Regions from separate parts of the Homo sapiens genome. Here region 1 is linked to region 2. The links are chromatin loops, found by intact Hi-C in ENCODE. Cell type or tissue: heart left ventricle. All regions are shown on one strand. Links, peaks and the distances in the headings refer to the core of each region. The heading gives the core; the rest is flanking DNA.

Evidence for each region. A loop is a pair of places that touch in the nucleus more often than their neighbours do. Peaks named below come from ENCODE experiments on the same cell type or tissue, not always from the same donor. Only the 100,000 strongest peaks of a DNase experiment are listed, where the experiment ranks them.
Region 1: it touches region 2 in a loop (2.0-fold over the local background); 3 of 110 quality-filtered maps call a loop at or near these places.

Annotation. Positions count from the first base shown.
Region 1 is chr7:114,986,765-114,990,764 of GRCh38, forward strand. All of the region lies in intron 4 of MDFIC (MyoD family inhibitor domain containing), which reads left to right. Among named protein-coding and RNA genes, the nearest start is that of MDFIC, 67 kb to the left of the region's middle. In heart left ventricle, for the core only: no CTCF peak of the experiment used is centred there; a DNase peak (open chromatin) is centred at 2,177; H3K27ac peaks cover 1,537 bases.
Region 2 is chr7:115,214,594-115,220,881 of GRCh38, forward strand. The region is part of intron 1 of LINC01392 (long intergenic non-protein coding RNA 1392); the gene reads right to left. Among named protein-coding and RNA genes, the nearest start is that of LINC01392, 14 kb to the right of the region's middle. RefSeq lists an enhancer at 1,966-2,522. In heart left ventricle, for the core only: a CTCF peak has its summit at 2,960 (motif pointing left); no DNase peak of the experiment used is centred there.

The DNA.
Region 1 (4,000 bases), core at 1-4,000, 230 kb before region 2:
ATTGCCCCTTTTTTGGGTCTCCCACAGCAGGCTTGGTTGATCTATTAATCTATTAATCTATTGATCTGTTAATCTACCTTTCTGTATTAAAATGTAATCTCACTGAAAGCAGAGTCTGTCTTACTCATCTTTTAATGTTTAGCCTACAGCCTAGTGCCTGGCTTATACAAGTTCAGAAAAAAGTGAGTTAGGAGTGTCAACTGGAGAACTAGACTTGTTCTTTATTACTCCATAGACATTGTGGTTGAAAGGGCAGGAATGGCTGAAATTCTTAAGGGAGAGAATGTGAAGGAATAAAAGGAAGGGCAAATATTTGAGCTAAAAGAAATGCAAAAAGAGACCCAGCAGAGGGAGGACAGTTACTCAGAGATCCTACTTCCCAGCCCCATCAAGTTTTCTCACTATTCCGTATGGGTTTCAAACAACTACATATTCTTGAATCCTGAAGGTGGGAAAAGAAATTAGAAAGGTAAAATTGAAATTGAGTTGTTTGCTGTTACAATACTGTTTCAACAGTATTGTAAAATCTTACATTAATTTTTTCCCATAAAAAGCTTTTCCGTTTTGCCTATAATTGTAGAAGTACTACAGTAGTATTTTAGTGGAAAGATAATAATAGGAGCTCATGATATGACCATAAAGTTATAATCAGAGCTTCCAGAAACAAATTTTCTGTGACTTTGGAAAGATATGTCACTGCATTCCTCAAAATACTTAATTTGCTTGGATGATGTTTTGTTTTGTTATGTTCTGTTTTCTCAGGCGCAGTGCCTTCCATCCCATGTTACAATAATGGTGTGGGCGAAAGGTTTAGAATTCTGCTTTCCAATGCAATATTTGCTAGTTCTTTGGAAAATAGGACTTCAAGAAATGTCACTGCTCAGCCAACACATTAAATTGAAAAATAGTAATACAATGAGGAGTGTGTGTATGGAGAGTAGGCATGATCAGAGTTGACTATATCAAAGTATAAATCATTCTGCACATATAAATCATTAATTTTTGTTTACTTGAAATATTTAAATTAGCTGTCTTTTTTTAAAAAATAAAGCAATTATCCATCAGAAGTATTTATAAATAGTAAGTGTTTCTGTAGGGCCAAAAGTAAACATTTAAGTGCCTTATCTTAAAGTTTAGGAAAATAAGTTAACTAGGTAGTTTGTTATCATACCTATGTATTTGGTGAGGAGCAAAGAAACTATTTTACAAGGTTCTGAAAAATATGTAACTTAATATTGAAACATAGAGATAACTCAAAATATGCCTCAAGCCTCAGAGCTCTTCTTTTGTAATAACCAATAATTTATAGGCCATCTTAAAGAAGAAATAGAAGCTATCAGCTATGTATGGACTTCACCGTTGTTTTTTTGTGTTTGTAGACAAGCTATCTTAGGTCACTGCTTTAGCAAATTAAATTAGCTCAGCATTCACTCAGGAGATGGGTGAGGAGGAAATAAAACAATGGAGATACAGATAGATTGGCCAGGAAGCTTTAGGGTGTGGGGTAGTTGGATGCAGAGGCTATTTAGAAACCAGGCTTCAGAATAATGGAAAGAATTGAATAAATCCTATGACTCTACTAATGCACCAAAGTTTTGTTTTGTTTTGTTTTTTAGTACAGTGATGAAATGTTAGGTGATTTTTTTAGGTCAAACATAATATGTAGGCACAGCAGCCAGGCTGGAGATGAAAGTTTGTTCGTGAGGGATTCAACCTCAAGAGCTCTGTCAAGTGCAGGTAATAGAGGAATTGAAGATTTACTTTAGAGTTTCAGGATTAAATGAGGTCCAGAGCTAAATCTGGGTAGATTTGGAAGAGCAGTCAGATATGTATTATTCTGAGCAGGACTGTCATTAACATTTTAGTTCAATTAATTTGGAAATTGAGTAGAAATTAGGAAATTAGGAGGAATAGCTGAATGTAGTTTGGAGATGATCATGAGTTGAGTTTTAGATCTGTTCAGTTTTGTATGATTATACGTAATTCAAGAGGAGAATTCCAAAATGCATTTGGAAATATACAAATGGAGCTGGAGAGAAGGAGTTAGAGGCAAATATACTTATTCATATTTGTTCTCATAGAGGAGACACTTCACTATAAATCTGGATGAGATTTTAAAGTAGAGATTTCAGAGAAAAGGTCAGATGGCTGAGAACTGAGTGACTCAGCGATCACTGGAGGCCAGCCAGTTTGGTGGGATGGGAGTGTGGGTTCAGCTTGTGTGCTTGGGAGACAATCCCAAGGAAAGTTCAGATTTTTCTCCAGAGGTAATATCAGATAGACAGTAAGTCAGAGTAAGGCCATACTGATAAAATAGCCTAGAGGAGAGGTCACAGTGCAAAGAAAAGAGGACGATTATCTGGCTGAGAGGAAACAAGAAATGTGAGGGGGAGACAGACTGGAGATAATGATATCATGAGGCAGGGAAAGAATGTTTTAAAAAGAGGAAGAGAACTATATCAAGGTGCACCAGATATTGATGACAGGTTCAGTAAAATGAGCACTGAAATATTTCTGTTGGTTGTGACAACATGGACATCATTTAGTGACCTTATTAAGAGTTGTTTTCATGGAGAAGCCACAGTGATGTGGGTTGTAGAATGTGTAAACAGTTCTAGAAAGGCCAAAATTCAGGGCAGAAGTGCAAGTCCAGAAGGGTTGTTTTCTTGGTGTGTATTATTTTGTTTTAAGATAGGAACAATTTCAGTATGTTTACATTCAGCTGGAAAAGATCCAGGAGAGAAGGAACATTTGAAGATATGAGAAGGCAATAATGATACCTTCTTGACAAACCAGCATATAGTGTATTTAGACTTTAGATCTATAGTTTAATACACTGAACTAAATGAATGCATTGACATTGTCAAAGCAAGAGAATTGAGCAACCAGAGAAGTATTTACCGAATTGTTAACCTCGATGGCTCTGCTCTGTAAGGGTTATGTGGTTGACTAATTTTAGAAGACTTCTCAGTAACCTCTATTGAATGATTTGGTACAAGGACACGTAACCTTTGGTGACTAAAAAGCCTTTCTCAAATCCCTACTCCTACGTCATTCCATGAGCATTTATTGAGTTTGAATGGAGGGGATTGATAGGGCCTTAGGATTCTGAGTTCCAAGTCTCTGACTTGTGTTTTGGATCACAAATTGATTAAAATCGATAGCATCTTATATTTTATGTTCATAAGGCCCTTAATTGAATTTAATCATAGCTTTTACACATAGTATAGTATAAGAAGTAAAAACAAACATAGCTAAGCAAACAGCTAAAGAGAAGAAAATATAAGTAAAGAAACCACTGCATAATGCAGACAAATGGGAAACAGTAGGTTAATTTTAAAATATATTTAAAGTAAATTTATGCTTTAGTATGCTCTACTCATCATTGAATTACTATCACAAAGGCTTGAAAAGGTTAAAGCTTAATCTATAATAAAAAGGAGTTTTGATTAATTGTGATAATCTTTTACACAGTGATTCTGATCATTTTTGATCACATGGGCTTCTTTGAGAATCTGACAAGAGTTATTTCCACCCGCAAAGTTTTAAAAACAGACAACAAGATCCTGTTAGCACTGTGTTATTCTTTTTTTTTTTTCTTTATACTTTAAGTTCTAGGATACATGTGCACAACGTGCAGGTTTGTTACATATGTCTACATGTGCCATGTTGGTGTGCTGCACCCATTAACTCATCATTTACATTAGGTATATCTCCTAATGCTATCCCTCCCCTCTGCCTGCCCCACGACAGGCCCCAGTGTGTGATGTTTCCCTTCCTGTGTCCAAGTGTTCTCATTGTTCAATTCCCACCTATGAGTGAGAACATGCAGTGTTTGGTTTTTTGTCCTTGAAATAGTTTGCTGAAAATGATGGTTTCCAGATTCATCCATGTCCCTACAAAGGACATGAACTCATCCTTTTTTATGGCTGCATAGTATTCCATGGTGTATATGTGCCACATTTTCTTAATCTAGTCTGTCACTGATGGGCATTTGGGT
Region 2 (6,288 bases), core at 1,062-5,061:
ATATTCCAAAGGCTACCTACATCCTTTGGATCATGGCTCCCTTCTTGTATATTCAAAGCCAGCAGGGTAACTTCTTCAAAGTTTTCTCCATCCCTCTGCCTCTGTTTTCACATCTCTTTCTGTCTGACTCTGACTCCTCCAGCATCTCATCTCTCATAAAGACTGTTCTGATTACATCAGACCCACCGTGATAATCCAGGATGATCTTCCCATCTCAAAATCCTTAATCATATCTGCAAAATCCCTATTGCCATATAAGGCAACATTTGCAGGTGTTGGCAATTAGGATATAGACATATTTGGGGGCCATATATCATCACAACAACCAATTCCCAAATTGCAGTATGTTAGTCAACATGAAAAAGCTAATTAAATATGTCAATGAGGCAAACTCTTCTTGCAGGCTGACAGTTTGCCATTTTTGGAACTTTTCCTTGGGTTCTTTACCTTTTTTACTCCTCTCACTTCTTGCAGCACATCTTATATAATAAAGGGTTTCACACTTGGGAATAGCATGTGCTGTGAAGTGAAAAATGTGATAGTGAAGTTTAATATAATTCTATGGCCGGGTGCAGTGGCTCATGCTTGTAATGCCAGCACTTTGGGAGGCTGAGGTGAGTGGATCACGAGGTCAGGAGTTCAAGACCAGCCTGGCCAAGTGAAATCCCGTCTCTACTAAAAATTCAATAATTAGCTGGCTGTGGTGGCCAGCACCTGTAATTCCAGCTACTCGGGAGGCTGAGGCAGGAGAATCGCTTGAACCCAGGAGACAGAGGCTGCGGTGAGCTGAGATCGTGCCACTGCTCTCCAGCCTGGGCGACAGAGCTAGACTCCATCTAAAATACATATATGTGTATGTGTAAAACACATATATATATATGTGTTTGTGTGTGTGTATATATATATGCATATTTGTATATATATAAACGCATATTTGTGTGTGTGTGTGTATGTGTGTGTATATATAGTATATATATATATATATATATATATATATATATATATATATATATATATATATAAAATTCTGTGAGCCAAGGATTGTGGGGGCAACACTCTTAAAAAATGCACTTTTATTTTTATTTCAGTTAAGGACTTTTAAAATGCATTTTAATTAAGTATATTTTGAATTGTTTGCATATGATTTTCTAAGTCATTTGTCTACAATATAATTTGTAGTTCTTACCTAACATAGATATCAGTCAAAATAGATGTTAATGATTTTAAGTTGTAGAAATATTATGATTTATCAAAGTCTATCACATTGGCAAATCCAAAATATTTATAAAAGCAACATAACAACATATAGCACATTTTATCTCAATCATCCTATTAATGTTTTGTCGGGTCTTTTTGGTATTGCAGAAAATAATAAAAACATTTCTGACAACAAAATCATCATCCAGGGCAAGGCTGATGGTCCTAAAAATAATGCATGTGTAACTTGTGTCTTAGAAGCAAGTTTTTTCTGAAACAAAAGAAAAACCTTTTGTTCTCTAGTTAATTACTTCATTATGTTGTAGGTCCAGAATTCTTTCTGAAGAAACCAACCCATTTTAAGGGAAATCACAAAATATTACAGATTATACCATTCAAAACCATTCAAAAATATGGAAGATGTTGACGTTACATAATAAAGCATCTGTGTTAATGTGAAAGAATTTAAGCTTAGGCAACCAGTGCTTCAGTAATGTTTTGATTTCTGTCCACATAAAAATCCTCTTTTGTTTGTAAATAAAGAAGGGGAAATATTTCACTGTGGCATGTTCATCTATTACCTGAAAAATCAGTGGGGTCCTGCAGTTAATCACAGCATTTTCTAATGGGATTTAAAGTTAGAGCTGTCCTCAGTTTTCTTGTGTGCAGATATAAAACATTTGCTCACCAAAACCAGCTCATTTTCTTAGCTTTGTATTTTGCTTCTAGTGTGGGCTAGCTCAGCACTCAAAGATACAGATTTCCTACTATTTTGTATTTCCAGAAATGCCTGTCTTCCATACGGGTGTACAACTTTTAACAGTAATAATTTGAGATGGAAGGGGATTCAAAAGCAAAATCTGCTTTTGAGTCTGCTTGCAAGATACTCAGGGAAATATAATCTCCATTTATTAAATTTGACTGCACTATCATACATAAAGTGGTGGGAGGGAAAAATCTCTTGAAGCTAACTTGATAGCTGAGACTACTCCAGCTTTCTCCTTTGTAATGCCTGTGGTTGTCTCTTCTGAGAAGTGTGATTCAAAGCCATTTTGAGTACCTCACATTCCTTAGCAGAACCTTCTGTGCAAGGCCAGCTACTTCAGAACTAGGTGACTTGCTGCAAAAGAATTAAAAAAAAAATACTAGGATCCTCCTGAGATGACAATTTCGGGAACTACTCTTATGCAGCAGGGAAATTCAGGGCCACACACTTAAGAAAATGAACTATTCCTTGAAACCTGGCCATTTAGCTCTTGAGAAGAGGTTACACATTTTCATCTACTCTTAGCATGGCCAATGATGTTGTGAATGCTCTGAAACTATGCTTTTGTTTTGGAGAATTCTCTCAAAGAAAGCTCCTTTTTTTTCTTCCTAAACACACGTGCAGACACACAACTTACACACATAGTTTTTGTAAATGGCAGCAACACTTCTTATATATTCCCAGAGTGGAAGGAGTACTATTAAACAAAAGTGTCCCTATGTTGAATATACCTGGAACTTTTGAGTAGGGATCATAACTTCTAATCGAGAAGGAAAATAGGACAGTAAACATGTTAAAGGTGCACATACACTGTTGTTATGTAATTGCTGGTTAAAACATGTGATGCTGCATGAAGATAACTATCCTTAGGAAACTTCTGAAAATATATTAAACTACAAGGGGATTTGATTTAATCAATCACTGGAAATGAAATATGAAAAGATTTTAACTTTTTGCCTATCATATTTAATTCTAATCCAACCCTAAAAAGGAAGCACCCTCTGCTGGATTATGTAAGATATAACTGTGACCCAAAAGTAAAAAAGAGTGAGTCTAGCTATAATCAGAGAAAGGGATTACTACTGTATATTCACATGTATCAGGGTATTCACTGCCTGACCTAGATCCAAGACAGCCTTTTTGGAGATTTAAAAAATATCGCATTTATTTTTGATATTTTAGTATGAAGATTTAATATTGGTGACTAGAATGTGTTTGAAGACCTAAAAAGTCTAGAGAAGCTCATCTTAGCCCAGGTTACTTAAAACAATACGTGAAGTATACATTCTAATATATAGTCCAGTGATTAAATATGTCAAACTCAAATTACTCAATGGTTAGAGATTTTAAAAGTTTCAAGCTAATCTTGCAATTTTTCTGAATGTGGTAGTAAAATGCTAAGTATTTTTCTGTTTTTTTTCCTTAAAAATATTAAGTGAATATACTACCAATTTATATTAGAAAATAATATCCATTTACTTAAATTACTAAGCAAATATTCCATTTTTTTCTCTGTAATATCACTCATTAAGGTATTCCATTTGATATTTTTCCAGTTTACTTGCTTGTTAATTAGCATTTACTAGCAGTCGATGATATCTGGAAGTGTATGGCACCTTAAATCTTGTTGAATGAGTGAATAACTCAGACTCATAGACACAGACATATATCTCCAAAACTTATACTCAAGCTAAAGTTCTGGAAACAAGCAAAACCTGTTCTATGTCTTTGCAGATTCTAATTTAAGCAGAATTTGTTGTTGTCTGGTTGAGTCAGATCATCCTTAGCATAACACAGAGAAGCTACTCTGTGCTGATTATTATCAATTTATTGAAGATTTTAAATGCTATAATCTAGAATTTTTTCTGTAGTTAGAATGATTAGGATTCTTGAAAAAAAAAAGACTTCTAGCTTGATAAGCTTGTTATAGTACTTTTGAAGCATATCCTTCAGTTTCTGTCATTTTTTTCTTTGTAAAAAAATGAAATAATCATTCATCTTTACAATACAGGTTACAATTCCTTATGCATTTATGAAAAAAGTAGGCACAACAATATTTAAGTCAACCTTTGGCTGATTCAAAGTGGGTAGCAGAATAAAATTAGAATACAGGTCTCCCTCATTATTTATCTAGGAATCTATTGTAGAAGACTTGAAGTTATTTGAAGTAAGGACTATGTGTGACTTTTTGTCACTGATAGAAAGAAAGGATCCTAGGAAAGTAGCTAGAATATTATAAGCACTAAACAATCATTTGTATCAAATCTAGAATCTAAAGTTAATTCGCCTATCTGAAGCATAGGACAATTTTGTTCTTTTTTATAATTGTTACCAGCATACTGAGATTATTCTGGGACCTTGCTCTCCATTGAGATCTCTTTCTCTTTCTCTCTCTCTGTTACAAGGTGAAATACATACATCTGCATGCTCATGACACATTAGTGGGCTGGACAACAGAATCAGTGCAGTAATGGAGACCAATGGGCTGGAATTCCAGTTCTACCCATGCTTATTATCAAACCTATTACTCTTCTGAGCTTCACTTCATTCATCTGTAAAACTGGGTTAGTATATTATTTAGGGCCACTGTGAGCATCAGAAATAATGCACACAGAGTGCTTGAAAACTTAGGAAGTGCTCAATTAAGATTAACTTATTATCATTACTTATCCAGCATCATTTCTTCCATTGCCTGGTGATTCCTCTAAGTTCCCCCATACTAGTTCACAGCTCTAAGCCAATAAGCATATTTCTTTCTCTTTGTTTATCCTACTACTCTCCATAAATCTGGAAACCTCCTAGTTATCCTTCAATATCCCATTGAAGAATATACCTTGCAATGCTTTTTCTGGCTCTTGCAAGCAGAGTTATTGCTGCTTCCTTTCTGCCAATATAATTCCTCATGATTTTATTGTAGTTTTTTTCATAGTGTATTGCAGTTACTTTACCTGATGTCTATTATGTAGTAGGTACTAATAATGTACCTATTTTGAATTTTGAATAAATAAAAGAAACAGAACTCTGGTTAATAAATATTGATTACATATTATTATGTACCACACGTTATCAATACTAAAGTGCAGAAAAGAATACAAAGAAGAGTAAGAAAAGATCTCAACGGGAAACCCAAAAATGAAAACATGAAAGAAAAGAATGAGCAGTGAGCAATACAAAGGAGTATAGTATACAATAAATTCCACCAGAGTAATACAGACAGTAAGAACTATACAAGACAGCTGGAGTATAAAGAAAGGGCTGCATTAACAAGATATTGTTGAGGTGGAACTGCGAAGACATGTTAAGTTTTAGATGTGAGAGTGTGTGAGGATGACAGCACTGGTAACTGGAACAATAGAAAAATATTCAATATAGAAAACATTAATGATAAAAACTAACAAAACCTGTTCTAAACAGCCTACAAAAACTAAATCCTTTAATCTTTACAACAGCCCTGTGAGGTGGATTCTAGTATCACAATTTTGCATATGCAGAAATGGATTTCCCAGGTCATGCAATTTGCTTCCAAGGACACTCAACTAGTGGCAGATTCAGGATTTAAGTGGAGGTGGTCCACCCCCAGAGGCTAAACCCTAACCACTATGCTACACTACCATATATGTAAGTCTATCATGAGTTTGAGAGGTATTTGTATTGAATAGGATGACACTGATAGAAAGAATTATTCTTAGAATGCAGTGATTGGACAGCTGACTGTCTCCATATGTGTCTGTCCCTCTGTTAACATCAGTAAAATGCCTTATTCAGCCAACTTGGAGACTGAATGAGGCACTTGAAGGAGAATGCTCTGGGCCTGGCAAGCTGGTGCCACAAAAGACACGATGCTCTTCTCTACACACTTGGAAAAAAGGGGACCCACTACTGCCCGTAAGACAACTGGATGGCATATGGCTCAAGCTGCATTGAAGAGAGTTTCCTCTTTCAAGGGTTGTGTCTCATGTTCACCAGCAAGCTTTCAATTTGGTAACAATATAAAGGAAGGCTTCAATATGCTGGCCTGCAAAGTGCTCCCTGACCTGAGCCCAGAAGCACCCTGAGATGTTTATAAGCCTCAAACTCTACTAGATTTGTACTTGAAGGGTTGGGATTTATAAGTGATATCCAAATGCCATTTGTAAAACAAATAAGGAAAGAAAATATGAATTGTACATAGCTTAACCTAGTATTAGTTTAGCTTTTGAATTTTTAGACATAATATGCAATGTTTGCCATTTAATTATTAGAGCTCATATGTAACTATTCAAGCTAAGTTACAGAGCTGGACATGACCTTTTATAGACATAGGACAGCATTTTTAGAATTAAAAA